2 separate regions of the Homo sapiens genome follow, and region 2 is linked to region 1. Evidence: read pairs that join two places in POLR2A ChIA-PET (ENCODE). Cell type or tissue: OCI-LY7. All regions are shown on one strand. Links, peaks and the distances in the headings refer to the core of each region. The heading gives the core; the rest is flanking DNA.

What was found. Peaks named below come from ENCODE experiments on the same cell type or tissue, not always from the same donor. Only the 100,000 strongest peaks of a DNase experiment are listed, where the experiment ranks them.
Region 2: POLR2A ChIA-PET joins it to region 1 with 7 read pairs; 2 of 35 experiments call an interaction of 5 or more read pairs at or near these places.

What each region holds. Positions count from the first base shown.
Region 1 is chr2:38,878,257-38,893,767 of GRCh38, reverse strand. MORN2 (MORN repeat containing 2) reads right to left here. Exons shown (of 5, transcript NM_001145450.3): 2 at 13,539-13,589; 3 at 13,062-13,168; 4 at 12,190-12,326; 5 at 11,059-11,355. The coding sequence ends at 11,253. ARHGEF33 (Rho guanine nucleotide exchange factor 33) reads right to left here and starts at 3,893. Exons shown (of 18, transcript NM_001145451.5): 1 at 3,782-3,893. It also overlaps the pseudogene RNU6-851P. In OCI-LY7, for the core only: no CTCF peak of the experiment used is centred there; no DNase peak of the experiment used is centred there.
Region 2 is chr2:38,797,792-38,813,302 of GRCh38, reverse strand. DHX57 (DExH-box helicase 57) reads left to right here. Exons shown (of 24, transcript NM_198963.3): 22 at 6,610-6,744; 23 at 10,388-10,588; 24 at 14,861-15,511. The coding sequence ends at 15,004. It also overlaps the pseudogene ASS1P2. Among named protein-coding and RNA genes, the nearest start is that of GEMIN6, 27 kb to the right of the region's middle. In OCI-LY7, for the core only: no CTCF peak of the experiment used is centred there; a DNase peak (open chromatin) is centred at 7,072; H3K4me3 peaks cover 343 bases.

The sequences.
Region 1 (15,511 bases), core at 6,817-14,816:
AGAGTTCACGTGCATTCAACAAGTATTTAATAAGCATATACCACATAAAAGGCATTGTACCAGGTGCTAGGAGAAATGAAAGGATGCCATTGTTTCTGCTTCCAGTCTAGAAGGGAAGATGAGACACATAAATAACTGTAACATATAATGGATTGTGACAAATGAAAAAGAAAAGTGTAAAGTGCCTAAAATTTTCAGAGAAAAGATGAATTCCCTTGTGGGGATTAGAGAAAGCTTCATTAAGAAGATAGGATTTGAGCCAGGCTTTGCATGATATGTAGAAACGGTCAAAAGGGGATCACCAGAGGGGCCAGGCACAGTGGTTCACACCTGTAATTCCAGCATTTTGGGAGGCTGAGGCAGGTAAATCGCTTGAGCTCAGGAGTTCGAGATCAGCCTGGCCAACATAGTGAAACTCTGTCTCTACTAAAAGTACAAAAATTAGCCCATGGTGGCGGGTGCCTGTAATCCCAGCTACTCAGGAGGCTGAGGCAGGAGAATTGCTTGAACCCAGGAGGCAGAGGTTGCAGTGAGCCAAGACTGTGCCACTGCACTCCACCCTGGCAACAGGGTGAGACCTTGTCTCAAAAAAAGAAAAAAAAAAAAAAAAGGATTACCAGAGGAACAAAGCACAAGGCCTAGGTGGATTTAGGAACCCTAGGGAGCAAAGAAGGTAGAGTAGAAGGTGAGGCTAGACAGGTAGATTGGGGGCAGATAGAGAGCCTTGAATCTCTTCTTTGGAGCTTGCTCTGCAGTGGAGAGAATGAGTCATTGAAAATGTTTAAGCAGAGGTATAACAAGATCACATATCTCTGGTAAGAAGATGACTTAGTGGCACTGTAGAGGAAAGAGCAGCTGCAAAGAGGCCAGTGAGCAGGCACCTTTAATAACTCAAGTAAAAGATAATGATGACCTGAATTAGGGAAGTGACTCTTAGAAAGGAAAGGAGGGCACAGATAGAAGCGACATTTCAAAGGTTGCTCCATGAGCCAAATGTATGCTTCACCCAAGAAAAAGAGTTGGATAGTCACTCTCAGATTCAGAAGGAGGAAATATGTCATAAGATAATTTTTAAAATTACTCTAACTTATTTGAACCAGGAGACTAAAAGGAGGCTGAATATGCTATAATAATGAACTTGGTTCTACAATTTTAGCAGAGCCTTAACTTTTGTTTTTGTCAATTGGGGGTGCACTGACTAACTCTGCTAGGAGATGGGGAAAGCACATTTTAAAATGTCTCAAAAAAGAAATACAACCATCCTTTCTTTCCCATTGTTCATCCTTTGCCCGGGTGTTATGGTACTTAGCAGATGTCAGTTAGGTTTTTCTACTTTTCCCCAGTTATCTGTTTACCCACCTTTAGGCATCATCTCTACCCACCCCACCTACTCACACACTCCATAAAAAACCCAGTGAAAATTACGAGGAGGAGATTTTTTTAGAGAGCATAAGAATTTTCCAGTATTTGCTTCTTCATTGCTTGCTAAAACCATGCCAGCATAGCCTGGGGAAAGGTGGAAAGGGCTGGCATTGCCCCATATAAGGGAATTATATCCTCAAATCATTTGAGATAAGTAGGCCCCAAAGACAAATCCAAAACAGCTACTCCCTCATTCTCAGGAAATAAATTCTAGAGATTTCCTCAAATGGATAAATTTGAGAATCCGATTAGCTGCCACTTTTTCTTTATTTTTCTGATTATTTTAGGAAGACTCAAACAGATGTTAATACTTACTACCCTGTCTTTTTGTCAGTAAAGGCATGAACAGACAACAAAATAATCATGAACATACCAATCAGAAGAGTGCTCTCTGTAATATTAGCATTTATGATTTGTTTCGTTCATCTTATTTGGGGCATTCAAAGTGCTTTACAAATAACATAATGAGGGTTTTTTTTCCTTCCATGACTCCCAAGGTGATTCCTGGCACTCTCAAAAGGCACAAGTGATTAGTCAAGTCCTTGGGGCCCAGCAGCAGTAATGTGATGCATGTTGGTTAAACTGTGTTTCACACTCATGTAAATTGTGTGGGGGGCGGGTGGGGAATCTTCCACACTGTCCTTGAGAAGATTAGCAAGAATTATGAATTTAAAGATTCTTACATTTATAAAAATCCAAACAAAGAGAAATATTGAACAAATCATACTCCAGTCCTAAAATCAAAGTCTAAGGGTCTTAACCTGTGGTCCCAGGAATAGGGTTTCAGGTCACCTGTAAATCTTCTGAAATTGTATGCAAAATTTTGTGTGATTTTACTTTTTTTTTTGCAGAAATGGTGGACTGGTTTCTGAAGATTCTAAAAGCAATTCTTGACACCGAAAAGGTTAAGAACTGCTGTCATTAAAGAAAAAGAAAGGAAGGAAGAGGGAGAGAGGAAGGGAGGAAAGGAGAGAGGAAGGGAAGGAGGAAGATCAGTTGATCTTTGTATCTACATTACTTAGTTTATTACTGGCCTGCTATGTTGAAGTACACCCTTATACACAGAGAAAAGGGAAGGTAAATAAAGGGAATTAAGAAAAAGTTAACAATAAGGCCGAGCATGGTGGCTCACACCTGTAATCCCAGCACTTTGGGAGGCTGAAGTGGGAGGACTGCTTGAGATCAGGAGTTCAAGACCAACCTGAGCAACATGACGAAACCCCATCTCTACAAAAAATACAAAAATTAGCCGGGTGTGGTGGTGTGCACCTGTGGTCTCAGTTACCTGTGGGGGCTGAGGTGGGAGGATTGCTTGAGCCCAGGTGACAAAGTGAGACCTTGTCTAAAAAAAGAAAAGAAAAAAGAAAAAAAAAAAAACCAATAGTATGGTCATCTTGTTTCAAAAGCCTCTGAGTTTTCAAATGAGTTTAGATTGCATTTCCAGAGCCCATGGTTATGAAAAATGTAGACATTAATTAATTCAGTTTGTGAAAAATGTTTAGAATAAATGTGCATCAAAAACTTTTTTCTCTAGGATACATTTCTGATCATTATGTTGAATCCTTCAGAAGTAGCCTTCAATGAAATAGCTATTCCATTTACAGCAATATGATTTTGTATTAAAAGGGGCTATTAAAAATATAAAAGGGTGATATAGAGATTTCTACATATTCAGAATACTATTTCAGCATATAAAAACTCACATAATTCCAATACTAATTATAATAGAACGCTATTCTCACTTAAGACAATGTTTAAGTGAAACTCAGTTCTTCTCATTACACACCAAAGCCCCATGAAGTGTTTAGAATTAGGTTTCACCAATAAAGCCCCCATGTAATTAATCAGTACACATTTTCAATCAGGATATGTTTTTTGTTCTGTACATAGGGGAGTGAATGCTGAAGATTCCCCTATTCTTTTTCTGTGTTAGAAAGGAATAAACCAATCTCCCTCCATCCCTAATCTTTTTCATTCTTTAATTATTCTTAATCCCAAAGAGGCATGTCCATGTCAGATTTACGCTGTCTAGCATCCTTTCTTTAAGACTGCTCTCAAAATTTAACTCATCTTCAACTATATTTATTAATATGCAGAACAACTTCAGTCTCCAGTTTATCGATAACCTGCAAAGCGCAGTTAAGACATAATATAAAAATTAAGCAAGGAAATAAATGTTTTACAAATTGTTATAACTCTTAAATAAAAGTTATTTCTTTGAATGCCTACCTCAAATAAATGTTAGCATATATTGGATTTAAATTAGTACACCACGTGGTAAGGATTGATGGGTTTTCATCTCTTATAAAATTGTTTCCCCTTTCAGTGCCCCTTAAAGCATATAAAAGCGCATACTTACCCCATGTTGCCTGCGGTGGTTATATCATCCTCAGATCAAGGCTTATCTGGGTTCTGAATTAACTTAAAGGTTATAAAAAGAAGCAGTAGAGAGGCTTGACTTCCCCTGAAACGAGACCGTAGTATGCTAACCAGGCTTTTAAATGAGGAAAACTAGTGTCTCTTCTAATTATATAAGCTCCAGGTCAAATTCTAGCATCAACTAATCAAATAACTGAACTGCATTTAGTTTCAATGAGTAAAAAGGAAGAAACCCATTTAGGAGGAATATCTTTGGTATACTAGAAAATTGAAAAGTTGTACTTTGAAAAGTTATTAACATAGCAATACAAGTTAAATATTTTAAGAGTAAAATATATATCTTGCTGCCTTAAATAAATTGAAAAAAATTAGGGAAAATTTATTTTGCAGCAAAGCAGATACTTTTCTATATTTTCCAGAAGTTTTTGAATTTAAATTATATGTCCTGGTCCCTGAAAACATCTTCTCACCTTATCTTAACTTGTCCAGTATTTGTCTCTTCATGAATTTCCATATAATAATAATATTTAATTCTAAAGCCATGCCAGCTAATGTTTAGCAACATATACAAAAATGTCCAATTCTTAAAATGTGTCTTTGAAAACTTACAAATAGGGTCTTTCAAAATTAGCCATAAAGCTATTATTATGAGAAACTAACAAAAATGCCATTTTTATTTTAACATTTTAGAAGACATTGTAACCCAAATTTGTGCCAGTACAGCAAAAAATAAAAATATACATCTTTTGGCAATAACATATTGAGAAATACAAATATTCACAAGATTTTGAATAGAGAAATATGACAAAGAAGTTATCTATTGTGTACACTATTTTTTGTCAGTTTTAGAATATAGAGTTTCAGCAAAAACATTCAGGTCTTTATTGTAATTTTTTAAATGTAGTTGACATATACTGCTCTGGTAATTTTTAAATTATCTTATGTAAAAAGTAAAGAAGTTTTCTGGACATAGAATATATGACAACACACAGATCTACTTTTTAAGAAATTGAGACATAATTTACACATCATACATAAAATTTGTCCCTGTTAAATGAACAATTCAGTGGTTTTTAGTACATTTTCAAGACTGTGCAACCATCACCACTGTCTAATTCTAGAAACCTCATGCCTCCCAATTTCTTCCTCCCCTGGCAACCACTAATCTATTTTCTGTCCCTAAGGATTTGCCTATTCAGAGCATTTCACATAAATGGAATCATATAATATGTGGCCGTTTGTGACTGGTTCCTTTCACTTAGTACAATGTTTGTTTGTTTGTTGTTTTTGAGATGAAGTTTTGCTCTGTCACCCATCCTGGAGTGCAGTGGCATGATCTTGGTTCACTGCAACCTCTGCCTCCTGGGCTCAAGCAGTCCTCCCAAGTAGCTGGGACTATAGGCATGTGCCACCACACCTGGCTAATTTTTGTATTTTTTGTAGAGATGGGATTTTGCCATGCTGCCCAGCCTGGTCTCAAACTCCTGGCAAGCGATCCACACACCTTGGCATCCCAAAGTGCTGGGATTACAGGATGAGCCACCTGCCTGGCCAGTACAATGTTTCTGAAGTTCATCCATGTTGTAGTATCAGTACTTCATTTTTTATGGCTGAATAATATTCCATTATGTGGACATTTTGTTTACACATTCATTAGTTGATGGACATTTGGATTGTTTCCAGTTGGGGCTATTATACATGTCTTAGTCCATTTGAACTGCTATAAGAAAATACCTTAGACAGGGTAATTTTAAACAACAGAAATGTATTGCTCACAGTTCTGGAGGCTGTTAAGTCCAAGATCAAGGCACTAGCAGATTTAGTGTCTGGTAAGGACTTGCTCTCTTCTTCAAAGATGGCACCTTCTTGCATCATTCTCTTGTGACAGAAGAAGCAAGCAATCTCCTTCACATCTCTTTTATAAGGGCACTAATCCCATCCATGAGGGCTCTGTCCTTATAACCTAATCACCTCCTAAAGGCCTCAACTCTTAATACTACCACAGTAGAGATTAGGTTTTTGTTGTTGTTGTTGTTGTTTTTAGACAGAGTCTCACTCTGTTGCCCCTGCTGGAGTGCAGTGGCGCCATCTTGGCTCACTGCAGACTCCACCTCCCAGTTTCAAGCAATTCTTGTGCCTCAGCCTCCCGAGTAGCTGGGATTACAGGCACACACCACCACGCCTGGCTAATTTTTGTATTTTTAGTGGAGAGGAGGTTTCACCATGTTGGCCAGGCTGGTCTCAAACTCCTGACCTTAAATGATGCACCCACCTTGGCCTCCCAAAGTATTGGGATTACAGTCGTGAGGAAATTAGGTTTAAACATGAATTTTGGAAGGACACATTCAGACTATAGCAATGAATAATGTTGCTATGAACATTCGTGTGCAAGTCAATTCCCTTGCGTACATACCTAGGAACTGCTGAGTCACGTAGTAACTCTATGTCTAATATTTTGAGGAAATGTATTCCACAGCAGCTGCACCATTTTATATTCCCACCAGAAATGTGTGAGGCCTCCAATTTCCCCACATCATTGCCAATCTTTGTATTGTCTGTTTTTTTTTTTTGATATAGCCATCCCACCAAACAATGCATGTTCTCACTTATAAGTGGGAGCTGAACAATGAGAACACATGGACACAGGAGGAGAACAACACACATGTTGTGGAAGTGGGGGAAGAGAGAGCATCAGGAAAAATAGCTAATGCTTGCTGGGCTTAATACCTAGGTTATGGGTTAATAAGTGCAGCAAACCACCATGGCACACATTTACCTATGTAATAAACCTACACATCCTGCACATGTACCCCAGAACTTAAAATAAAATAATAATAATAATAATAGCTATCCCAGTTGGTGTGAAGTGGTATCTCACGGTGGGTTTGTAGGTTTAAGGTTCATTTCCCTGAAGAGTAAGGATGTTAAGCATCTTTTTGTTTACTTATTGGCTACTTGTATATCTCCTTCAGAGAAACATCTGTTCAAATTCTTTGACCTTTTTTTTTTTTTTGAGATGGGAGTCTCGCTCTGTTGCCCAGGCTGGAGTGCAATGGCGCGATCTCGGCTCACTGCAACCTCCGCCTACCATGTTTAAGCGATTCTCCTGCCTCAGCCTCCTGAGCAGGTGGGATTACAGGTGCCCGCCATCATGCCCAGCTATTTTTTGTATTTTTAGTAGAGATGGGGTTTCACCATGTTGGCCAGGCTGCTCTTGAATTCCTGATCTCAGGTGATCTGCCTGCCTCGGCCTCCCAAAGTGCTGGGATTACAGGTGTGAGCCACTGCCCCCCGCCCATTTTAAAAATTAAGGTTTTTTTAATTGTTGGGTTGTAAAAGTTCTTTATACATTTTGGAAACTAGACTTTGTATCAGTGTCATAATTTTTATTGCTATGGTTTCTGGAAATCTGGAGGTAGCAGTGAGCTCAACCAGTGGGGTGGGGGTGAGAGAGAAGACCACAGGACTACACCTTTATTAAGGTCCACGGATGTTATCCCTTAGGCTTTCCCTCTGGGGTTGTGGATTGGCTAGTTTAAAGAAAACATGTGGAAAGGGGGAACTTATTTTTGCATGACTTATTTTGACCTTTAGGTTTTATCATGGTCAGCACCTGTGGGATGTGTTGGGTTTTGGGTCAGCAGGGTAAGGAACAAGTGGGCTGTATTGCAAACAACTACAAGGGGAAGGAAAGTTTTAACTAGGCCAAGAGTAATGGGATATGACTGGATGTCAGACAACTTATGTCAGGCCTAAAAATGGATGCTGAGGCAGTGACTATATTAAGCAAATTTCTGACAATCAGATATGATTTGCAAGTATATTATCCCATTGTGAGGATGGTATTTCCATTTTCTTGATAGTCTCCTTTAATGTATACTTTTTTAAAGATAGAAGTGACAAGAGTTAGCATCCTTGCCTTGTTCCCAGTCTTAGAGTAAAAGCTTTTCAGTTTTTCACTGTTGAGTATGATGTTAGCTGTGGGCTTTTTATATATGACCTCTGTTATGTTTAGGTAATTTCTTTCTGTTCCTAATTTGTTAAGAGGTTTTTTTTTAAATAATGAACAGGTTCTCAATTTTGTTAAATGCTTTTTCTGCATCTGTTGAGCTGATTATGTGATTTTAGTCCTCTATTCTGTTAATGTAGAATATCACATTAGTTGATTTTCGTATGTTGAACTATCCTTGCATCCCAGGGATAAATCTCACTTGGTCATGGTATATGACCCTTTCCATGTGTTGTTGGAAACAGGGGAAAATCTTCATGACATTGATCTTGGCAATGAGTTCATGGATAATGACACCAAAAGCACAGGCAACAAAACAAAAAATAAACAAGTGGAACCACATCAAACCAAAATCTTCTGCACAGCAAAGGAAACAATCAACAGAGTGAAAAGGTAACAACCTACAGAATGGATGAAAATATCTGCAAATCATATATCAGATCAGGATTTAATCTGTAAAATATATGAGGAATTCTTACAACTCAATGGTAAAAAAAATTAATAACCTGATTTAAAAATGGATTAGGAACTGAACAGACGTTTTTTCAAAGAAGACATATAAATGGTCAATAGGTATTTGGAAAAATGCTCGATGTCACTAATCATCAGAGAAATAGAAATGAAAACCACAATGAGATACCACCTTATACCAGACAGGATGGCTATCATCAAAAACAAAAAACAAATGCTAAGGAGGTGGAGAAATTGAACCCTTGCTGTTTTGTCTCTCTAAACCCTCAAATCCTCGGCTGGAATCACCCCAAAAGCAGTGGCAGGGGGACTTCCCACAAGGGAGTCTCCAACTGTCCTGAGATAGGGCTGGCTGGAATACCAAAGAAAAAACTCTAAGCTCTAGGGTGATCAGTCCAAAGAATTTATTAGGGAAACTTCCTTACAGAGGGCTGCAGCAATTGCTGAGAGAGAAAAGGAATGTTCTACCCAGGTATGTCTGCAGCAAGGGGATCAGAGTCTGGAGTTTCTATGACAGTTTGAGAAATTTGGCTCAGGGCTGGGGGCCAGTTTCAGTGTTTTGAGCAACAACCGAAATACCTTTCTCAGTGCTTGGGAATGTTCAAGGCCCAGTTTGGGTTCAAGCCTGCTGAGAAAAACATATAGCCAGCTGGGTCACAGAGCAGTCAAGGTACTCTGTGATTTTCAGTAAGGGCACAGAAAGAAAGTGGGAAGAACTGGGTTACCATACACTTGCCCACTGTTGCTGGGAATGCAAAATGGTGCAGCTGCTATGGTAAATCCTATGGAAGTTCCTCAAGAGATTAAAAATATAACTACTGTACTTGCTTTGGCAGAACACACACTAAAATTGGAATGATACAGAGAAGATGAGCATGGCCCCTGTGCAAAGATGACATGCAGATTTGTGAAGTGGTCCACATTAAAATAATAATAATAATAAATAAATAAATAACAAGAACAAAAAACTACTATATGAGTCAGCAATCCTACTTCTGGGTGTTTATCCAAAAGAACTGAAGCCGGGTGCAGTGGCTCATGCCTGTAATCCCAGCATTTTGGGAGGCCAGGCAGGCCAGGAGTTCAAGACCAGCCTGGCCAATATGGTGAAACCCTGTCTCTACTGAAAATACCAAAAAATTAGCCAGGGATGGTGGACCACACCTGTAATCCTGGCTACTTGGGTAGCCAGGGCACAAGAATTGCTTGAACCCATAAAGCAGAGGTTGCAGTGAGCCGAGATCACACCACTGCACTCCAGCCCGGGCAACAGAGTGAGACTCCTCTATCTCAAAAAAAAAAAAAAAAAAAAAAAAAAAAGAATTGCTATCAAGATCTCAAATAAATATTAGTACTCCTATGCTCACTGCAGCACTATTTACAATAGTCAAGATGTGGAAACAAACTAAACGTCCACCACCCCTGGCTAATTTTTTGGTATTTTCAGTTGAGATGGGGTTTCACCATGTTGGCCAGGCTGGTCTTGAACGCCTGGCCTGCCTGGCCTCCCAAAATACTGGGATTACAGGCATGAGCCACTGCACCCGGCTTCAATTCTTTTGGATAAACACCCAGAAGTAGGATTGCTGACTCATATAGTAGCAGTCCACCACAATGAATAAAGAAAATGTGGTTTACACATATAATGGAATACTACTCAGCCTTAAAAGAGAAATCCTGTGATTTGTGACAACATGGATGAACCCTGAGGACATTATTCTAAATAAGCCAGTCACAGAAAGACCAGTACTATATGATTCCACTTTTAAGTATGAGGTATTTAAAATAGTCAAATGTGGCCGGGTGGGGTGGCTCACACCTGTAATCCCAGGACTTTGGGAGGCCGAGGGCGGGTGGATCAGAAGTTCGAGACCAGCCTGGTAAACATGGTGAAACCCCATCTCTACTAAAAATACAAAAATTAGCTGGGCATGGTGGCAAGTGCCTGTAATCCCAGCTACTCGGGAGGCTGAGGCAGGAGAATAGCTTGAACCCGGGAGGCAGAGGTTGCAGTGAGCCAAGATTGCACTGTTGCACTCCAGCCTGGGCAAAAAGAGTGAAACCCCATCTCAAAAAAATAAAAAATAAGAAAAATAAAATAGTCAAATTCATAGAATCAAAGAGTAGAATATGGTTACCAGGGGCTGGGGTGATGGGAAAATAAGAGGTAACTAATAAAAGGCCATAAAGTTTCAGTCAAGCAAGATGAATAAGCTCTAGAGATCTGCTGTACAACATTGTACCTATAGTCAACAATAATGTATTGTACACTTAAAATTGTGTTCATTATCCTTAGCAAACTAACAGAACGGGAACAGAAAACCAAATACCGAATGTTCTCACTTATAAGTGGGAGCTAAATGATGAGAACTTGTGGACACAAAGAAAGGAACAACAGACACTGGGGCTACCTGAGGATGGTGGCTGGGAGGAGGGAGAGGATCAGAAAAAATAACTATTGGTACTATGCTTAGTACCTAGGGGACAAAATAATCTGTATAACAAACACTGTGACATGAGTTTACCTGTATAACAAACCTGCACATGTACGCCTGAACCTAAAATAAAAGTTAGAAAATAATAAGAAATGAATAAAATGTATTACAGCCTAAAAAAAAAAGTTGTTTTTTTTTTAAAGAGGTCGGATGTTGACCAGGACACACAAGCACAAACTAGAAAAAAAAAAAAAAAATGACAAAACTCAAACAGAGGATTGGAAATCAACTTTGCCAAGATTTGGATGCTTCTGCCATAGTTATTATAATAAGCAGACTGAATTGAATCATGTCATTTATTTTAAACTAATTGTAAGACAATGAATATAAAGTTCAAAAAGGTGTAAGCAGGTGATGGTTTTATTGGCAAACTTATAGGGGTAGTGTATGAAGTCATTTCAAATAACAGATTAAGTTGCTTTCCTTACAACTAAAAGCTTCAATTACTACATTTCAACTTTAATTTAACATCACATCTACATGTGAAGCTTTAATTTCAGGTCTGGAGCAGCTGTAAAATGAAAGTTACCACTCCATTCTAGTCCTTGGATATCAGTATATTCCCCTTCACCTTCCACCCTGCAATAGTAGAAAATAAGTTTTCCATTAACAAAGATGAATAATTTACAGTCCAGATATAAGATTTTCTAGCATAATATATACTATGTCTGAAGATTATATCCTCTACTTTCAAGCTTTGCTTTTAAACCCAGCATCCTGCTTTCATATCCTACCAAAAAAACAAACAAACCAAAAAAAAAAAAAAAAAAACCACATACTATTCCAAACAAAAACAAACAATTATTTGGTGTCCAAGATTTTAGGATCACATAATCTAGGTTCACACAAAACCAAAACAATGAGTTAAAAAAATGAAAAGTTTATATCGGTTATCTAGCTTAATTACTTCACTTATTCAACAAATATTTTTTCACTATCAATGATGTTTGAGGTGCTGTGCCACCGCACCTGGCCTCCAACAATTTTTAGAAACTATATCATAAAAGAATATTTAGAATTAACTAAATATAGTATTTAAGCAGCTGGGCACAGTGGCTCACGCCTGTAATCTCAGCACTCTGAGAGGCCGAGGCAGGCAGATCACTTGAGGTCAGGAGTTCTAGACCAGCCTGCTCAACACGGTGAAACCCCGTCCCTACTGAAAATACAAAAAATAGCTGGGTGTGGTAGTGCACATCTGTGGACCCAGCTACTTGGGTGGCTGAGGCAAGAGAATCGCTTGAACCCGGGAGGCAGAGGTTGCAGTGAGCCGAGATCACTCCACTGCACTCCTGCCTGGATGACAGAGGGAGACTCTGTCTCAATAAATAAATAAATAAATAAGTATTTAAGCAAACATACCAGAAAATAATCTTTTAGAAATGCAGTGATTTTTTTTTATTTTAAGCTTACCTATTTTCATTGAAATTTCCAGTATACTTTGCCCCATTTGGGAATGTGTAAGTCCCCAGTCCATGAAACATATTATCCTTAAATTGTCCTTCATATACTGCTCCTGAAAAATGCTCAAGTCTTCCAAAACCATTCATCTGTTTGTAACAAAGGAAATTACCTTAGAAACTAATCTTCAGTTTCCCAAGAACCTTTAAAAAATGTACAAATATAAGTCTATCATCTGCTAATTATTACTTAACCAACTTTGTATTGTCCTTTATTTCCATAGTATAAAGACAACATTTTTATCATTTTCCTTCATCTGTATCTATCTGTGAAGCCCAGTAAATTAAATGTTCTGGATCTGGGACATTTGAACATCAGGGGGTCCATGATGAAGATAAATAGGGGTCCTCAAGATACCCTGAATGTATCAGAAATCTTAAAGGGCAACCAGTTTAGTTAGTTCAGGAAACCAGTACAAAGTAGTTGTTAAGAATTCAAATTTGGATTTGAGCAGACCAGGGTATACTTTCCTGTTTTATCATTTACTAGCTGGGCAAGAAACCTGAGCCTGATTTTCCTCATTTGTAAAATAGAGTATTAATGGTACCTATCTCATGAGGTTATTATGAGGATTAAATGAGAAAATTATGTAACGGATTCAGCTTTACTCAATGAATAGGAGATGAGAAAGAAAGTAACGATGATTAGCTTTCTACAGTGAGTTTAATATTACTCATAAGTTAATATATGTTAATATGATCATTTGTTATTTTTATTATATAGTCTACTCATTATAGGAGTTTTTGATTAATGGTGAAATGCCTGGAATCACTAAACCTACAGGGTTATTTATCCACTGCCAATATTAAAAACAACAATAATACCTTGTCATCTTTCCAGCTTCCTGTGTAGACAATCCCATTAGGAGTGGTATGAATACCTATTCCATTTCTCTCGTAGATTCCAGAAGATGTTCTTGTACAGTCACCATCTAAACAGAGGAGAAAAACTGAAGATTATAAATGAGAATAGTTATGTCTGGGCCTAATCGCAACTACACCTCATGGGTTTCTTTGGCTCCCTAGCACTGAAACCAGTGAGACCAGAGATGAGAAAATCCATGGACACAGAACATCTTGTAACAATTGAGACTCAAGGGCCAGGAAGATTGACAGATCCCATAGGTTTCCAAGGCATTGGAATTTTGATTTTAAAAGCTCTTTATCTATTAGGATTTCTGTTATTTTAGTTAATAAAGTTAATATCCTAATAGTAGTTTTATAAAATTTAACAGTCTCAGTTTTTTATTCCTAAGCTATTTAATTTTCTATACAGAAAAAGTAATTGAAGCGTATACTTACCATACTTGTCTCCATTTGGAAAGATAAAGCTGATCTTATACACTTCTGAAGCTGTTTTAAAAGATTTAAAAACAGTGACATAAGTTTACTTTTTTTTCGATAGAGGCAAGGTTTCACTACATTGCCCAGGCCAGTCTCAAACTCCTGGGCTCAAGCGATCCTCCCGCCTCAGCCTCCCAAAGTGCTGGGGATGCAAATGTGAGCCACCACACCCAACCAAGTGTAAACATTCTTATGTCATAAGACCTATACCCAATGTGCTTTCAGCACTATCCAAATGGACTTACTTCTCAAGATCACATCATATCATGATTACTTGGTATTTCCATTGTCTAATGTAGGGTCCCGGGGAAATAAACAATTTTGCCTAGATGATCTCTTTTAAAATTTATTTATTATGATAGCTTTATTAATATATAATTCACACACCACAAAATCTACCCTTTAAAAAAATACAATTTGATTTTTTTAGTATATTCAGAGTTGTGCAACTATCATCACAATCTAATTTTAGAATATTTTAATCATCCCAGAAAGAAACTCTGTACACATTAGCAGTTACCCATTATGATTCCCCTCAAACACCCCTCACCCCACAACCCCAAACCCCTGGCAACCACTAATCTACTTTCTGCCTCAGGGATTTGCCTATTCTGGACATTTCTTATAAATGAAATCATATAATATGTGGTCCTTTATGTCTGGCTCGTTTCACTTAATGTTTCCAAGGCTCATCCATGTTGCATCGTGTATCAGTACTTCATTCCTTTTTATAGCCAAGTATATTGTATAAATATGTTGTACAGAAACAGCATATTTTGTTTATTCATTCATCAGTTCATGGACATGTAGGTTGTTTCCAGTTTGAGGCCATTATGAATAATACTGCTATAAACACTGATGTACATTTTCAAAACATACAGCTTCCTAGGAGTAAAAAAAAAATTGGTGTACAGATTTTTGTGTGGATATGTTTTTATTTCTCTTTGGTAGCCCATATGATTTACTGATTGTCCCACAGAGGTAAGGTGGAGTGAGGAATCTTTAAATTGGCAATAGGAAGAAATGGAAAATAAAGATAGCAAGTGGGGAAGGGCTGGTAGGTCCACACAGAATGAGACTGGAATGGAGACCAAGTGAAAAAGGAAGAAAGAGGACCGCAAGACTGAGGGGGACTCTGGGCCTCAGATCCCTGGACACTTACTGGACTAAAACTAGAAACTGTATTTTCCGATACTGAAGAAAACTTATGTAGAGACGGTATGCAGGCCCATCCTTCAGAATCACCTGAGATGCTTCTAAGTTTCTTCTCTCTACCCCACATCTACTGAATCAGTCTTTACGGGTGGGGCAAGGGAATTTAAAAATTAATTTAGGTACCACTTGAGAAAGGCTTGGAGGCTCATCACTGAGGAAACAGAGTTAACACAATAGGTAGAGGACTTAAACTGTAACATCCTCAGAGAGAAAGGGAGAGTATTAGTATCCTTGAAATAGGAACAGGTGATTACAAAAAACAAAAAACAATTAGCAATCCAGGAAATGAATAATATAATTGGTGAAATAAAACTTCTTAGAAGGGATGAAAAGCAGAATAGATACAATTGAAAACAAATTAGTGAACTGGAACATTAGGTTGAAAAATGTGCTTAGAAAGTAGCACAAAGTGTGAGTGAGATGGCTGGAAAAAAAATTTTTTAATTAAAAAAAAAGAAAGTAGCACAAAGAATTTTAAAATGATGGAAAGTGGATCCAAAAGGCTACTGTCAGTCTAATAAGAATTCCAGAGGGAAAGAATAAGGGATATTTGAATAAATAGCCAAATTTTTCTCAGAACTGAAGAAAATGACTGCTTGGACTACAAATGGGAACTAAGCAAAATCCCACACCTAGACAGGTTACAGTACAATTTCATGACATAAAGACCAAAGGCCAGCTAGGCTAGTTAAAAACAAGCAAACAAAAACCAGATT
Region 2 (15,511 bases), core at 2,702-10,701, 76 kb after region 1:
AAAATTTTTAATCCTTCTGACATATGATATTCCAAAAATTAAAATAGACATAAATGTCAGTCGGCCAACCTATATATAACTAACTTTCTATGTTAGTTGGAAACTTGATTCAACTACAGTTTATCTTACACTCTCTACTCTGAACAAAAAGTAAAATAGCCAGGCATGGTGGCTCACGCCTGTAATCCCAACACTTTGGGAAGCCGAGTTGGGCAGATCACGAAGTCAGGAGTTTAAGACCCTCCTGGCTAACATGGTGAAACCCTGTATCTACTAAAAATACAAAAATTAGCTGGGTGTGGTGGTGCATGCCTGTAATCCCAGCTACTCAGGAGGCTGAGGCGGGAGAATTGCTTGAACTCAGGAGGCGGAGGTTGCAGTAAGCCAAGACCATGCCACTGTACCCCAGCCTGGGCCACAGACCGAGACTCTGTCTCAAAAACAAACAAACAAACAAACAAGTAAATAAGGGACAGGCACGATGGCTCACGCCTGTAATCCAAGCACTTTGGGAGGCCGAGGCGGGCGGATCGCCTGAGGTCAGGAGTTCGAGGCCAGCCTGACCAATATGGAGAAACCCCATCTCTACTAAAAATACAAAATTAGCCAGGCGTGGTGGTGCATGCCTGTAATCCCAGCTACTCAGGAGGCTGAGGCAGGAGAATCGCTTAAACCCGGGAGGCAGAGGTTGTGGTGAGGCGAGATCATACCATTGCACTCCAGCCTAGGCGACTAGAGCGAAACTCCGTCTCAAATAAAAATAAAAAATCAGTGCTTTGCCATAAGACCACCTGTGGCCAGCCTTCTGGAAACCCTACTTGAGTGTGCTCTTGGACTTTTACCTGAGTTTTGATTATCCATCCCTAACAAGGCACCATTTTCCCCCAGAGAGTTTCAATTTGGCAGAATACTGAATCATTTTTCAAAGCCTTAACTTTTTTTATTAAATCCTCAGTTAACATCTGACTGATTTATGGCTCATTTTCTGCTTAGCATTTGTATGCTTTTCAAACCATTTGAAATGTACTTTTAAAAAATTGTTTGTGCTTTGTAGTGTGGTTATGAAAGGGAAAAAAGTCATTTGGATATAGATTTACTGGTTTTTATATTATACTCTAGTAATGTAAGGTCTTACCGTTGGTGGAAGCTGGGTGAAGGGTACAAGGAACTCTGTACTATTTTGCCGCTTCCTGTGAGTCTATAATTATTTCAAAATAAAAAGATTATTTAAAAAAGAATGTGGGGGCCAGGAGCATTGGCTCATGCCTATAATCCAAGCACTTTGGGAGGCTGAGGTGGGCGGATTGCTTGAGCTCAGGAGTTTGAGACCAGCCTGGGCAACATGGCAAAACCCTGTCTCTAAAAAAAGAAAAAAGAAAAAGAATGTGGGGAAAAATCATTTGGAGACTTAAAATGTAGAAACAAAGAACATAAATGTGGTATAAGAAGTTTTAGGTGACAATATAGTTTTGAGGCTAAACCAAAAAGGAAAAGGAGATATATCTGACTGTATATCTAAGAACTCACCAATAAGAAAGACGTGGGCCCTGCTCTGTTGCCTGCCTTTGCTCCCCAGGCCCCGAGTGGTTCACTGAGCCATGAAGACAGATTCCAGGCACCAGGAATTGCACCTCCAATCCCAGATGCTATGTTCAGCAAAGGCTCCATGGTTCTGGCCTACAGTGCCGGCCTGGACACCTCCTGCATCCTCGTGTGGCTGAAGGAACAAGGCTATGACATTATTGCCTACCTGGCCAATGTTGGCCAGAAGGAAGACTTCAAGGAAGCCAGGAAGAAGGCACTGAACCTTGGGTCCAAAAAGGTGTTCATTGAGGACGTCAGCAAGGAGTTCGTGGAGGAGTTCATCTGGCCTGTATGAGGACTGCTACCTCCTGGGCCCCTCTCTTCCCAGGCCTTACATCACCCGCAAACAAGTGGAAATTGCTCAGTGGGAGGGGGCAAAGTATGTGTCCCACAGTGCCATGGGAAAGGGGAACGATCAGGTCTGGTTTGAGCTCGCCTGCTACTCGCTGGCCCCCCAGATTAAGGTCATTGCTCCCGGGAGGATCCCTGAGTTCTACAACCAGTCCAAGGGCCGCAGTGATCTGATGGAATATGCAGAGAAACATGGGATTCCCATCCCAGTCACTCTGAAGCACCCATGGAACATGGACGAGAACCTCATGCACATCAGCCACGAGGCTGGAATCTTGGAGAACCCCAAGAACCAACCACCTTCAGGTCTCTACATGAAGATTCAGGACCTGGCCAAAGCCCCCAACACCCCCAACATTTTCAAGACTGAGTAAAAAAGGGGTCCCTGTGAAGGTGACCAGCATCAAGGATGGCACCACCCACCAGACCTCCTTGGTGCTCTTCATGTACCTGAATGAAGTCGCAGGCAAGCACAGCGTGGGCCATATTGACATCGTGGAGAACCGCTTCATTGAAATGAAGTCCTGAGGTATCTGCAAGACCCCAGCAGGCACCATCCTTTACCACCCTCATTTAGACATTGAGGGCTTTGCCATGGAACAGGAAGTGCGCAAAATCAAACAAGGCCTGGGCTTGAAATTTGCTGAGTTGGTGTACACCGGTTTCTGGCACAACCCTCAGTGTGACTTTGCCCACCACTGCATTGCCAAGTCCCAGGACCGAGTGGAAGGGAAAGTGCAGGTATCCATCTTCAAGGGCCAGGTGTACATCCTCTGCCAGGAGCCCCCACTGTCTCTCTACAGTGGAGAGCAGGTGAGCATGAACGTGGAGGGCAATGATGAGCCAGCCAGTCGGTGACACCAGTCTCATCAACATCAATTCCCTCAGGATGAAGGAATATCATCATCTCCAGAGCAAGGTCACTGCCAAATAGACCCCTGTACAATGGGGAGCTAGGGCCACCTCACTTTGCAGATTCCCCAAGTACAGGCACTAATTGTTGTGATAATTTGTAATTGTGACTTGTTCTCCCTGGCTAAGAGTGTAGTGGGGCTGCCGGGCCCCAGCTTTGTTCCCTGGTCCCCCTGAAATGGTCATCAAAGGGAAGGGTGAGGGGCAGCTACAGTGGGGAGCTATAAAATGACAATTAAAAAAAAAAAAAAAAAAGACTAAGGCCAGCCACGGTGGCTCACGTCTGTAATCCCTGCACTTTGGGAGACCGAGGTGGGCAGATCACCTGAGGTCAGGAGTTTGAGACCAGCCTGGCCAACATGGTGAAACCCCATCTCTACTAAAAAATACAAAAATTAGCTGGGCGTGGTGGTGTGTGCCTGTAATCCCAGCTACTTGGGAGGCTGAGGCAGAAGAATAGCTTGAGCCTGGGAGGCAGAGGTTGCAGTGAGCAGAGATCGCATCATTGCACTCCATCCTGGGCTACAGAACATGACTCCGTCTCAAAAAAATAAATAAATAAAGACTAAATAAAAGATCTAATAGAACCTAATAGAAAAGTGGGCAAAGGACATGACTGAACAGATAATACATACACAAAAATTATATTCAGTGTTACTAGCAAGAAGAAATGCAAATTAAAACAGCAAAGAAGGCCGAGTGCGGTGGCTCACGCCTGCAATCCCAGCACTTTGGGAGGCCGAGGAGGGTGGATCACAAGGTCAGGAGTTCAAGATCAGCCTGGCCAATATGGTGAAACCCTGTCTCTACTAAAAATACAAAAAAAATTAGCCAGGCATGGTGGCGGGTGCCTGTTGTCCCAACTACTTGGGAGGCTGAGGCAGGAGAATCGCTTGAACCTGGGAGGCAGAGGTTGCAGTGAGCTGAAATTGCGCCACCACACTCCAGCCTGGGTGACAGAGCAAGACTCCGTCTAAAAAAAAAAAGAAAAAAAAAAAACAGAAAGAAATAGCCTCTTTTTACTTTTTAAATTGGCAAAACTGGGCTGGGCATAGTGGCTCGTGGCACTTTGTAAGGCTGAGGTGAGAAGATCACATGGGGCCAGGAGTTTGAGACCAGCTTGGGCAACAGAGTGAGAACTTGTCTCTACAAAAAAAATTTGTTTTTAATTAGCCAGGCACGGTGGTACATGCCTGTAGTCCCAGCTACTCGGGAGGCTGAGATGGGAGGATAACTTGAGCCTAGGAAATTGAGGCTGCAGTGAGCCGTGATTGTGCCACTACACTACAGCCGGGGTGACAGAGTGAGACACTGTCTCAAAAAATAATAAATGGGCAAAACTTTTTAAAAATTATAATACTGCCAGACATGGTGGCATGCACTGGTAATCTCAGTTACTTGGGAGGCTAAGATAGGAGGATCACTGTAGCCCAGGAGTTCAAGGCCACAGTTAGCTATGACTGTGCCTGTGTATAGCCACTGCACTCCAGCCTGGGCAACACAGAGAGACCCTATCCCTGAAATTAAAAATAGGCCAGGTAAGGTGGCTTATACCTACAATCCCAACATTTTGGGAGGCCCAGGTGGGAGGACTGCGTAAGGCCAGGAATTGAAGACCAGCCTGGGCAACATAGCAAGACCCCATCTCTACCAAAAATAGATTAAAATAAATAAATAGTTGTTTGATAATAATGCAAATAAATAAATAATATAATGCTGGTGCTGTCATGAACCCCCCAAAATGAGTACTCTTACTCTGGGTGGGAATATAAGTTTATACCCCCTTTCTAGATAGCAGTTTTATTCCTAGGGATTTGTTATTAGGAAACAATTGCATATATACACAAAGATACAGCTAGGAGAATATTCATTTCAGCACTTTATATTTGCAGACAATCTAAATTTGAAAAAACAGGGTATTTATTGGTTAAATTATTATAAATTCTTACAACAAGGTCTTATATATCCATCAAAAATTATGTTTTAGGAAAATATGTCACAACATGGAAAAATGTTCTTAATATATTAAGTTTAAAAAAGTAGGCTATAAAAAAAGATTCTATTTTAGTTTCAAGACATGTTTATTTTCAAGACATCATTGAAAATACATCATTTTCAAGCTATTTTATTTATGTGTTTATGTTTTTCTCTTTTTCTATATATAAATATAAATTTGGAAGAGAAGATTAAAATGATATTTACTGGCTGGGTGCAGTGGCTCACGCCTGTAATCCCAGCACTTTGGGAGGCTGAGGTGGGTAGATCACAAGGTCAAGAGATCGAGACCATCCTGACCAACATGGTGAAACCCTGTCTCTACTAAAAATACAAAAATTAGCTGAGTGTGGTGGCGTGCACCTTTAGTCCCAGCTACTCAAGAGGCTGAGGCAGGAGAATCACTTGAACCCGAGAGGCGGAGGTTGCAGTGAGCCAACATCACGCCACTGCACTCCAGCCTGGTGACACAACAAGACTCCATCTCAAAAAAAAAAAAAAAAAAAAAAAAAAAAGGCAAGACACAGTGGCTCACGCCTGTAATCCCAGCACTTTGGGAGACAGAGGGAAGTAGATCACCTGAGGTCAGGAGTTCGAGACCAGCCTGACCAACATGGAGAAACCACTTCTACACTGAAGATACAAAATTAGCCAGGCGTGGTGCTCATGCCTGTAATCCCAGCTACTTGGGATGCTGAGGCAGGAGAATCACTTGAACCCAGGAGGCGGAGGTTGCAGTGAGCCGAGATTGCACCGTTGCACTCCAGCCTGGGCAACAAGAGCGAAACTCCGTCTCAAAAAAAAGGCCGGGCGCAGTGGCTCACACCTGTAATCCCAGCATTTTGGGAGGCCGACGCAGGTGGATCACAAGGTCAGGAGATCGAGACCATCCTGGCTAACATGGTGAAACCCCGTCTCTACTAAAAATACAAAAAATTAGCCGGGTGTGGCGGCGGGCGCCTGTAGTCCCAGCTACTAGGGAGGCTGAGGCAGGAGAATGGCGTGAACCCGGGAGGCGGAACTTGCAGTGAGCCCAGATCACTTCACTGCACTCCAGCCTGGGCAACGGAGGGAGACTACGTCTCAAAAAAAAAGTTATATTTACTGGTCCGGTTGTAGTGGCTCACGCCTGTAATCCAGCACTTTGGGAGGCCGAGGCAGGCAGATCGCTTGAGGTCAGGAGTTCAAGACCAGCCTTGCCAACATGGTGAAACCACATGTCTACTAAAAATACAAAAATTAGCTGGGTGTGGTGGCGCACACTTGTAATCCCAGCTACTTGGGAGCCTAATGCAGGAGAATTGCATGAACCTGGGAGGCGGAGGTTGCAGTGAGCCGAGATCGCACCAGTGCACTCTGGCCTGAGAGACAGAGTGAGACTCGGTCTCAAAAAAAACAAAACAAAACAAGAAATGTGTTGGGATTGGGATACTCAGATCTCTGGTCCAGTGTCATCAGCTGGGTCACTGCACCTGATCATCAGTACAGACCCAAAATATCAATATAGTTTTCTCCCACATGGCCTCAATGTGGTATAGACACCCAGAGCCACTGCACCTATATTCATACTTCTTGGTGGAAAAAAAAAAAAAAAAGCATGTGCTTGTTCTGCTTTCAGAAGGAAACAAAATAAGAAAGAAAGGGAACAAACAGGAAAGCTATTCAAGCAAGACTGAGCAAGACTGGTTTTGTGCTTTTGTGCCAAGAGATACTTTCTATGAGAATATATATATTATATGTCTATTTTTACAAATACTTGTTGTTTAGGTGAAAAGCCCAGAAGGAAAATTTCAGAAGACCAGTACTGGAGCTGTCAGAATGCAACCAAAATCAGCTGAGTTGAAGTTTGTCACCAAGAACGATGGATATGTACACATTCACCCTTCATCAGTGAACTATCAGGTCAGAATGGTGGAGTATACTTAATGTTTACAGGTCGTCCTGGGGTAGGAAATGCAATTCCTTAAATTCAGCCACACCATGTTCTATCACTTGCTGTCCCCAGCAATACCACTGACTGAGGGAAGATTGAATAAGAATAAACAGACTGGAAATTGGACTATTTCTGGAAAGACTATTTCCATTTGAAGAAAATTCTACTGAATACCAAAAAGTACTCAAGCCTGCTTTCAGATATAAAATTGTTTCTTTGCAATGGTAATTGAAGTCATGAGCTAATTACATCACTGAATCTGTGCCTTAAAAGGAAATGAATGACCTATTCTTGCATACCACTTCCTCAGCTCTCAGCCTGCCACTGAGGCTTCTGCCCCCACCACTTCACTAAACCCATCAGAAGTAACAAATAACTTCTTAGTTGTCAAAGCCAGTGTCATCCCTTGGTCCTCATCATGCCACCTCTCACATGGTATTTGACATTGCTAATCTGTCTTCCTCTTGAAATTCTCCTTGATGTTATTTTTGCTTCTGAAATATCACTTTCTTCTCTCTCTCTATTCATCCCCTCTATCTCCTTTATTAGCTTATCTTCCTTTGCTCTGAAACAGTGGTTCTATCCTTTGTCCTTATTCTCTCACCATCATGCCCTCTTCCTGAACCACCAAAGGCACAACAGCACTTACACATCCCAACTGCCACTTACACACAGACGCAGACCCCAAATCTGTCTCTCCAGACCTGCAGTTTTTTTCTGAGCTCTCCTGCTGGAAAACATCAGCTAGAAGTCTTTTAGTCATCTCAAACATAAAAGCTGAAAAATCAAACTCAATGATCCCCAATTCACTCTTCTCTTTCTGTGCTGTCTTGGTGGAATGATACCATCAAAACCAGAACCCTGAAGTCACATAGACTCCCACTTCTTTTCTTATGCCAACTGAGTTGGTCACCAGGTCCCAAGAATGCCTCCTTGTTGACATCTCTAAGATTTGCCTTTTATCCCCACTGCCACTTCCTTAGCTCAAACCCCAAACATCATTTGCCTGAAATTCTATAATAATCTTACATCTGGTGCTTTCTGTCTCCAACCTTCTACTACTCTACTGCTGCCAGAATTACCTTTACAAAACATCAATTAGACTATGTCAATTCCTTGCTTAAATCTTCATATCCAGAGTGTACCACACACTCTCACATGACTCCTTACATGGCCCTTCCTATACCTTGTCACCAAATTTGAAACATTCAGGCTGCTCTATCCTCTGGAACTACTGAGGACCATGTTCACAAAGCCTGGAAAGGATTTCCTTAAGCTTAGAGGAGTTTGAGGGTCAGGAGGTCATCTGCCTTTTCAGCCTGTTAGGAACCAGACGCCTGAGTTAGCTCCACACCCCCTCCTTTTTTATATATACTTTTTGTTGTTGTTGTTTTGCATGTTTCTCAAGAAAGAACTACTCCTCTTTTGAGAATCCAAATCGTTCATGTATCCATGTAATATCTACTAGCGCCTAATCTGTGCCAGGCACTGTTGTAGGCTGTTGAGGACAGTGGAAGAAACTAGATGGACACAGTCTCTGCCCTCAAGAAGCTTATGTTCTAGTGAGGGAGACAGGCAATACATAAGTAAACAGAATCTCAGGTAATGCTATAAAGCAAAATAGAGCAGGATAGAGAGACAGAGAGTGACAGGAGAGGGGCCCTGCACGTGGGGTGGTCAGGGAAGAACTCCGGGATGAGAAACAACTGAGCAAATCCTAAATGAAGAGCAAGTCATGCAGATAGAGAGAAAGGAGAAACATTCCAGCAGAGGACATAAGTGCAAACATCACAAGGTGGGAGTGTATTTGGTGTGTTCCAGGAAATGCATGAAGAGGCCAGTGGAGAGGGATGATCAAGGGTGAGAGTGGTGGGAGATGCACGGGGACGAGTAGGCAGGGGTGGGGTAGGGCTGGGTGGACCTGGTAGCCATGGCAAGGACTTGAGATTTTTATCCTTGGACACCATTGGAGGGTTTTGAGCCATAATTGGACTTATTGTTTTTGTTTTTATTTTTATTTTTATTTTATTTATTTATTGAGACAGAGTCTCTCTCTGTCACCCAGGCTAGAGTGCAGTGGCACAATCTCAGCTCACTGCAACCTCCACTTCCCAGGTTCAAGGGATTCTCATGCCTCAGCCCCCTGAGTAGCTGGGATTACAGGCATGTGTCATCGCTCCCAGCTAATTTTTGCAGTTTTGTAGAGACGGGGTCTCACCATGTTAGCCAGGCCAGTTTCAAACTCCTGGCCTCAGGTGATCCACCTGCCTCAGTTTCCCAAAGTGCTGGGATTACAGGCGTGAGCCACCACGCCCTGCCAGACTTATGTTTTTAAAAGATCACCTTGATTGCTGGGTAGGAAAGACACTATAAAAATGCAAAACTAGAAGTGGGGACAGCACTCTAGAAGGCATCACAGTGGTTTCTGTGAGATGACAATGGTTTGTACTAAATTGGTAGCTGGGTGCCTATAATCCCAGCCCTTTGAAAGGCCGAGGCGGGCGGATGACTTGAGGTCAGGAGTTTGAGACCAGCCTGGCCAACATGGTGAAACCCCATCTCTACTAAAAATACAAAAATTCGCCAGGTGTGATAGTGCAAGCCTGTAGTCCCAGCTACTTGGGAGGCTGAGGCAGGGGAATCACTTGAACCTAGGAGGTAGAGGTTGCAGTGAGCCAAGATCATGCCACTGCACTCCAGCCTGGGTGACAGAGCGAGACTGCATCTCAAAAAAAAAAAGGCTGGGTGTGGTGACTCACACCTGTAATCCCAGGACTTTGGGAGGCCGAGGCAGGCAGATCACCTGAGTTCAGGAGTTCAAGAACAGCCTGGCCAGCATGATGAAATCCCTGTCTCTACTAAAAATACAAAAATCAGCCAGGCATGGTGGCAGGCGCCTATAATCCCAGCTACTTGGGAGGCTGAGGCAGGAGAATCACTTGAACCTAGGGGGCAGAGGTTGCAGTGAGCCGAGATCACACCATTGCACTCCAGCCTGGACAAAAAGAGCAAAACTCTGTCTCAAAAAAAAAAAAAAATTTGTTAGCTGTAGAAGTGGTGAGAATATGTCAAGGCATTTTGTAATTTGAAAAGAGAGCTGACTAGACTTAGTGACAGTGTAGATGGTGTGAGGGGAAAAAAATAGTCAATGATGACTCCTAAATTGGGGGCCTGAGCAGCTGGGTGAATGGGAGCATCATTTCCTGAGATAGGGAACACTGCAAGGAAGAAGAATCAAGAATTCCATCTGGGCCAGGCACAGTGGCTCACACCTGTAATCCCAGCAATTTGGGAGGCCAAGGCAGAAGGATTGCTGGAGCCCAGGAGTTCGAGACCAGCCTGGGCAACATGGTGAGACCCTATCTCTACGAAAAAATTTAAAAAATAAAAGCTTTTTTTTTTTTAAACACAAGTGTGAGATATGTATTAAATGTCCAAGAGGAGATGGCAAGTCAATAGTTATACTGCAGATCTGGAGCTCAGGAAAGTCACGGGCTATAGATAAATTTGGGGAGTCATTAATAGGCAGTATTTAAATCCGTGGGACTGGGGGGTTGTTCCCTTTTTGTTGCCAGTGACATCACTGTCATCATCTGAGGTTTTTTGTTACAGGTGAGACACTTTGACAGCCCCTACCTGTTGTACCACGAGAAGATAAAAACTAGTCGAGTATTCATCCGAGACTGCAGCATGGTGTCTGTGTACCCGCTGGTCTTGTTTGGAGGAGGCCAAGTGAATGTGCAGCTTCAAAGAGGAGAGTTCGTTGTCTCCCTGGATGATGGTTGGATCCGTTTTGTAGCTGCTTCCCATCAGGTAAAGGCAGAATTGGTCTGTTTTATGAGGCTCAGGCCATGAGGGGCTTTGACAATATGAAGTTATGAAGTCAAGGGCATTCCTCTAGGGACCAAGGTAACAGAGCTAATTAAAAATGAATGACGGTGGCCGAGCCCAGTGGCTCACACCTATAATCCCAGCACTTTGGGAGGCCGAGGCAGGCAGATCATCTGGGGCCAGGAGTTCGAGACCAGCCTGGCCAACATGGTCAAACCCCGTCTCTACTAATAATACAAAAATTAGCTGGGCATGTTGGTGGGTGCCTGTAATCCCAGCTACTCAGGACGCTGAGACATGAGAATCGCTTGAACCTAGGGGGCAGAGGTTGCAGTGAGCCGAGATCGTGCCATTGCACTCCAGCCTCGGCAACAGAGCGAGATTCCTTCTCAAAAAAAAAAAAAAAAAGTGAATGATGGTCTACAATGAGACACTAAGAAAGAGTGAGGCTGAAGTGAAGCCAGGAGTGGAGCCCTAGTAAGAGTTCCAGAAAGCACACTGTGAGGGGAAGTCTGGTACGGGCTGAGGTTAGTATAAAAGGCTAGGACAGAAGCTGTAAAGTGAGGGTGCTGGACCTTCCTTATTGTTATATAAATAATAGATGTTCACCAAAGAAAAGTCAGAAAATACAGATAAGCAAAAATAAGTAAATAAAAACCACCCTGATTCCACCACTACCATTTTGAGAAAAAGATAATGGGTCTGAATTCTTCATTTATTCTCAGGTCTCAATTATTCCCTATATGGAGTCTCTGTGAAAAACATATCATGGAGAGTACATATTTAAGAAACAGAACTTCACCCAGGTGCGGTGGCTTACGCCTGTAATCCCAGCACTTTGGGAGGCCAAGGTGGGCAGATCACCTGAGGTCAGGAGTTCGAGACCAGCCTGGCCAATATGGTGAAACCCCATCTCTACTAAAAATTTTAAAAAATTAACCAGGTGTGGTAGTGGGCGTCTGTAATCCCAGCTATTCAGGATGCTGAGGCAGGAGAATCTCTTGAGCCCAGGAGGCGGAGGTTGCAGTGAGCCGAGATTGCGCCATTGCACTCCAGCCTGAGCAACAAGAGGGAAACTCCATCTCAAAAAAATGAATATATAAAAATACAAAAAAAAAAATTAGCTGGGCGTGGTGGCGGGCGCCTGTAATCCCAGCTACTCAGGAGGCTGAGACAGGAGAATCACTTGAACCCAGGAGGCAGAGGTTGCAGTGAGCCGAGATTGCACCACTGCACTTCAGCCTGGGTGACAGAATGAGACTCCGTCTCAAATAAATAAATAAATAGATAGATAGATAAAACTTCAGGTGGACACCCGTAATCCCAACTGCCAGAGGCTGAGGTGGGAGGATTGCTCAAGCCCAAGAGGTCGAGGCTTCAGTGAGCCATGATTGCACCACTGCACTCCAGCCTGGGTGACAGAGTGAGACTCTGTCCCAAAAAAAGAAATAAATAAAATTTCATTTTAATATCTGCATCTGTTAGAATTCTTATGTTACAAGAAGCAGATATGCCAACTCAAACATTAAAAGAAATTGATTGGCATATTTAACTTTAAAGTCCAGAGCAGCAGTGTCCAACAGAAATATAATGTGACCCACATATGTAATTTTAATTGTTCTAGTAGCCACATTTTTAAAAGTAAAAAGAAATAGATGAAATTAATCTTAATATATTTTATTTAACCTAATACATCCAAAATGTTTTAATTTTAACATGTAATCAATATAAAATTATTAAGATAGTTTACATTACCTTTTCATATTAAGTCTTCAAAATCGGGTATATATTTTATATTCGCAGCACATCTCAGTTTGGGCTGGCCACATTTCATATAGACATTAGATAAGCCACTTGTGACTAGTGGCTACCTTACTGGATAGTCCAGGTCAAGAAGGCCAGGCAACGTTGGTTTGATTTAGCAGTTCAGTGGTGACAAAAACGTGGTTAACCTAGTGGTATCGAAAGGGCTGCAATAGCTCCTGGCATCACATGTATGCAGCATATGGTCCAGAAGAAGAGCCAGAAACTTTCTTGCCTACAAGCTCAATCAAAGCTCCCCTCCTAAACCAATCCCTGTGACCAAAGGGATGTCCTGAACTTGAATACCTGGAGTACCTGAGCCATTCACCCTGGCAGGGCTCACAGTGTGAACCTGTGTTAGAGCAGGGTCCGAACTGTATGTTTCCCATACAGTGGGGAAGGGGCAAAACAGATGCTGGGAAGATGTCTACAGTGCCACAACATCAGCATAAGCAAAATGCCATAAAGCATACAGTATATCCCAAAGCTACAGAGATTTTTGATTCATCTAATATCTTCCACTTATTTATTTTTTTTTTTGAGGTGGAGTCTTGCTCTGTCACCCAGGCTGGAGTGCAGTGGCGCAATCTCGGTTCACTGCAACCTCCGCCTCCCGGGTTCAAGCAATTCTCCTGCCTCAGCATCCTGAGTAGCTGGGACTGCAGGCGTACACCACCAAGCCCGGCTATTTTTTTTTTTTTTTTTTTTGAGATGGAGTTTCGCTCTTGTTGCCCAGGCTGAAGTGCCATGGTGCCATCTCGGCTCACCACAGCCTCTGCCTCCCGTGTTCAAGCGATTCTCCTGCCTCACCCTCCCAAGTAGCTGGGATTACAGGCATACGCCACCACCCGGCTAATTTTGTATTTTTAGTAGAGACGGGGTTTCTCCATGTTGGTCAGCCTGGTCTTGAACTCCCGACCTCAGGTGATCTGCCCGCCTTGGCCTCCCAAAGTGCTGGGATTACAGGCATGAGCCACCGCGCCAGGCTAATTTTTGTATTTTTATTAGAGACGGAGTTTCACCATTTGGACAGGCTGATCTCAAACTCCTGACCTTGTGATCCGCCCACCTCGGCCTCCCAAAGTGCTGGGATTACAGGCGTGAGCCACTGAGCCTGGCCCACTTTTTTTTTTTTTTTTTTTTGAGATGGAGTTTTGCTCTTGTTGCCCAGGCTGGAGTGCAATGGCGCGATCTCGGCTCACCACAACCTCTGCCTCCTGGGTTCAAGCAATTCTCCTGCCTCAGCCTCCCGAGTAGCTGGGATTACAGGCATGTGCCACCATGCCTGGCTAATTTTGTATTTTTAGTAGAGATGGGGTTTCTCCATGTTGGTCAAGCTGGTCTCGAACTTCCACCTCAGGTGATCCGCCCACCTCAGTCTCCCAAAGTGCTGGAATTACAAGCGTGAGCCACCCGGCCCAGCCTATCTACCACCCTTTTTTTTTTTTTTTTTTTTGAGACAACAAGGTCTGCAGTGGAGTGATCGGTGATCAGTAAATTTTCTTTTCCTTTTTTTTTCTTTTTTTTGAAACGGAGTTTCGCTCTTGTTGCCCAGGCTAGAGTGCAATGGCGCAATCTTGGCTCACCGCAACCTCCACCTCCCAGGTTCAAGCGATTCTCCTGCCTTAGCCTCCCAAGTAGCTGGAATTATAGGCATGCACCACCATCCCAGCTAATTTTGTACTTTTAGTACTAAGAGACGGGGTTTCTCCACATTGGTCAGGCTGGTCTCGAACCCCTGACCTCAGGTGATCTGCCCATCTCGGCCTCCCAAAGTGCTGGGATTACAGGCGTGAGCCACCGGGCCCGGCCCTCTCTACCACTTTTAATTCCCCATTTTCCTGCTTCTCCTCGTGGAATAAATCATAAAAATTGACCAAACTTTAATATGGAGAACACTATATAAAAGCCATACTTCCAGACTGAATCTTTTCTTTTTTGGGGAGCAGGGGGGACAGAGTCTCGCTATGTCACCCAGGCTGGAGTGCAATGGCGCGATCTCAGCTCACTGCAACCTCCACCTCCTGGGTTCAAGCCATTCTCCTGCCTCAGCCTCTGAGTAGCTGGGATTACAGGCGCATGCCACCACAACTCGCTAATTTTTGTATTTCTAGTAGAGACAGGATTTCACCATGTTGGCCAGCCTGGTCTTGAACTCCTGATCTCATGATCCGCCCGCCTTGGCCTCCCAAAGTGCTGGGATTACAGGCGTGAGCCACTGCGCCTGGCCCGAATCTTTTCTTTAGATGAGATGTGATAGAGGCACTTTTTTACAATGGACCTCATTTAGTCTATTACAAAATGAAAATGTATTTAGGGTTTTTGCTCCTAATGGAGTTAAAATTAGTACCAGAAATCTAAATAATGGTAATCATAACTTGGGTATTTCCCTCCAATAACCTATCCTGCCTGTTCCTCCAAGCACTGCTTATATTGTAGCTTTCATTTTAGGTGGCTGAACTGGTAAAGGAGCTTCGTTGCGAACTTGATCAGCTTCTCCAGGATAAAATTAAAAACCCAAGCATTGATCTGTGTACGTGTCCTCGAGGATCCCGGATCATCAGCACAATTGTGAAACTTGTCACCACACAATAAAAAGCAGTCTTAGAGAGTGCTTGCTACTCACCTGCTTCTAGCTCACCTGGGAAATAACAGCAGAACCTCTACCTCGAACTAAAGACCTATTGGGGCTGGCCCTGGTGGAGGAGCCCAGGGCATGAAGCCCAAGGCAGCTGAGGCAGTGTATATACCCTTAGGGCCATTTCTAACAAAGCCTTGGCCACTCCCAGCACAATTTGGAGTGTCAAGGGTGAGAGCCTAAAACCCAGCTTGCCTGTCTTTGTCTCTGTGATTGTTCTGGAGTGAATTAAGTTCACCTGATAACTCAAAAGTGAATGTATAATACAATTCTGTTTTAATCTGTGTATTCTTTTTCTCCTACTTTTTACTGGGGTGAGAGGGGCATGAAGAGAAATACGCCTTTTTTTTTTTTCTTTTCCTGTCGCCAAGGCTCGACTGAGAGAAGTCAGAACAGAGAAGGGGAAAAAAAACCCAAAATTATGTGAACAAGCAAAATTAAAATTTCATTTTAGGCTATTGGCT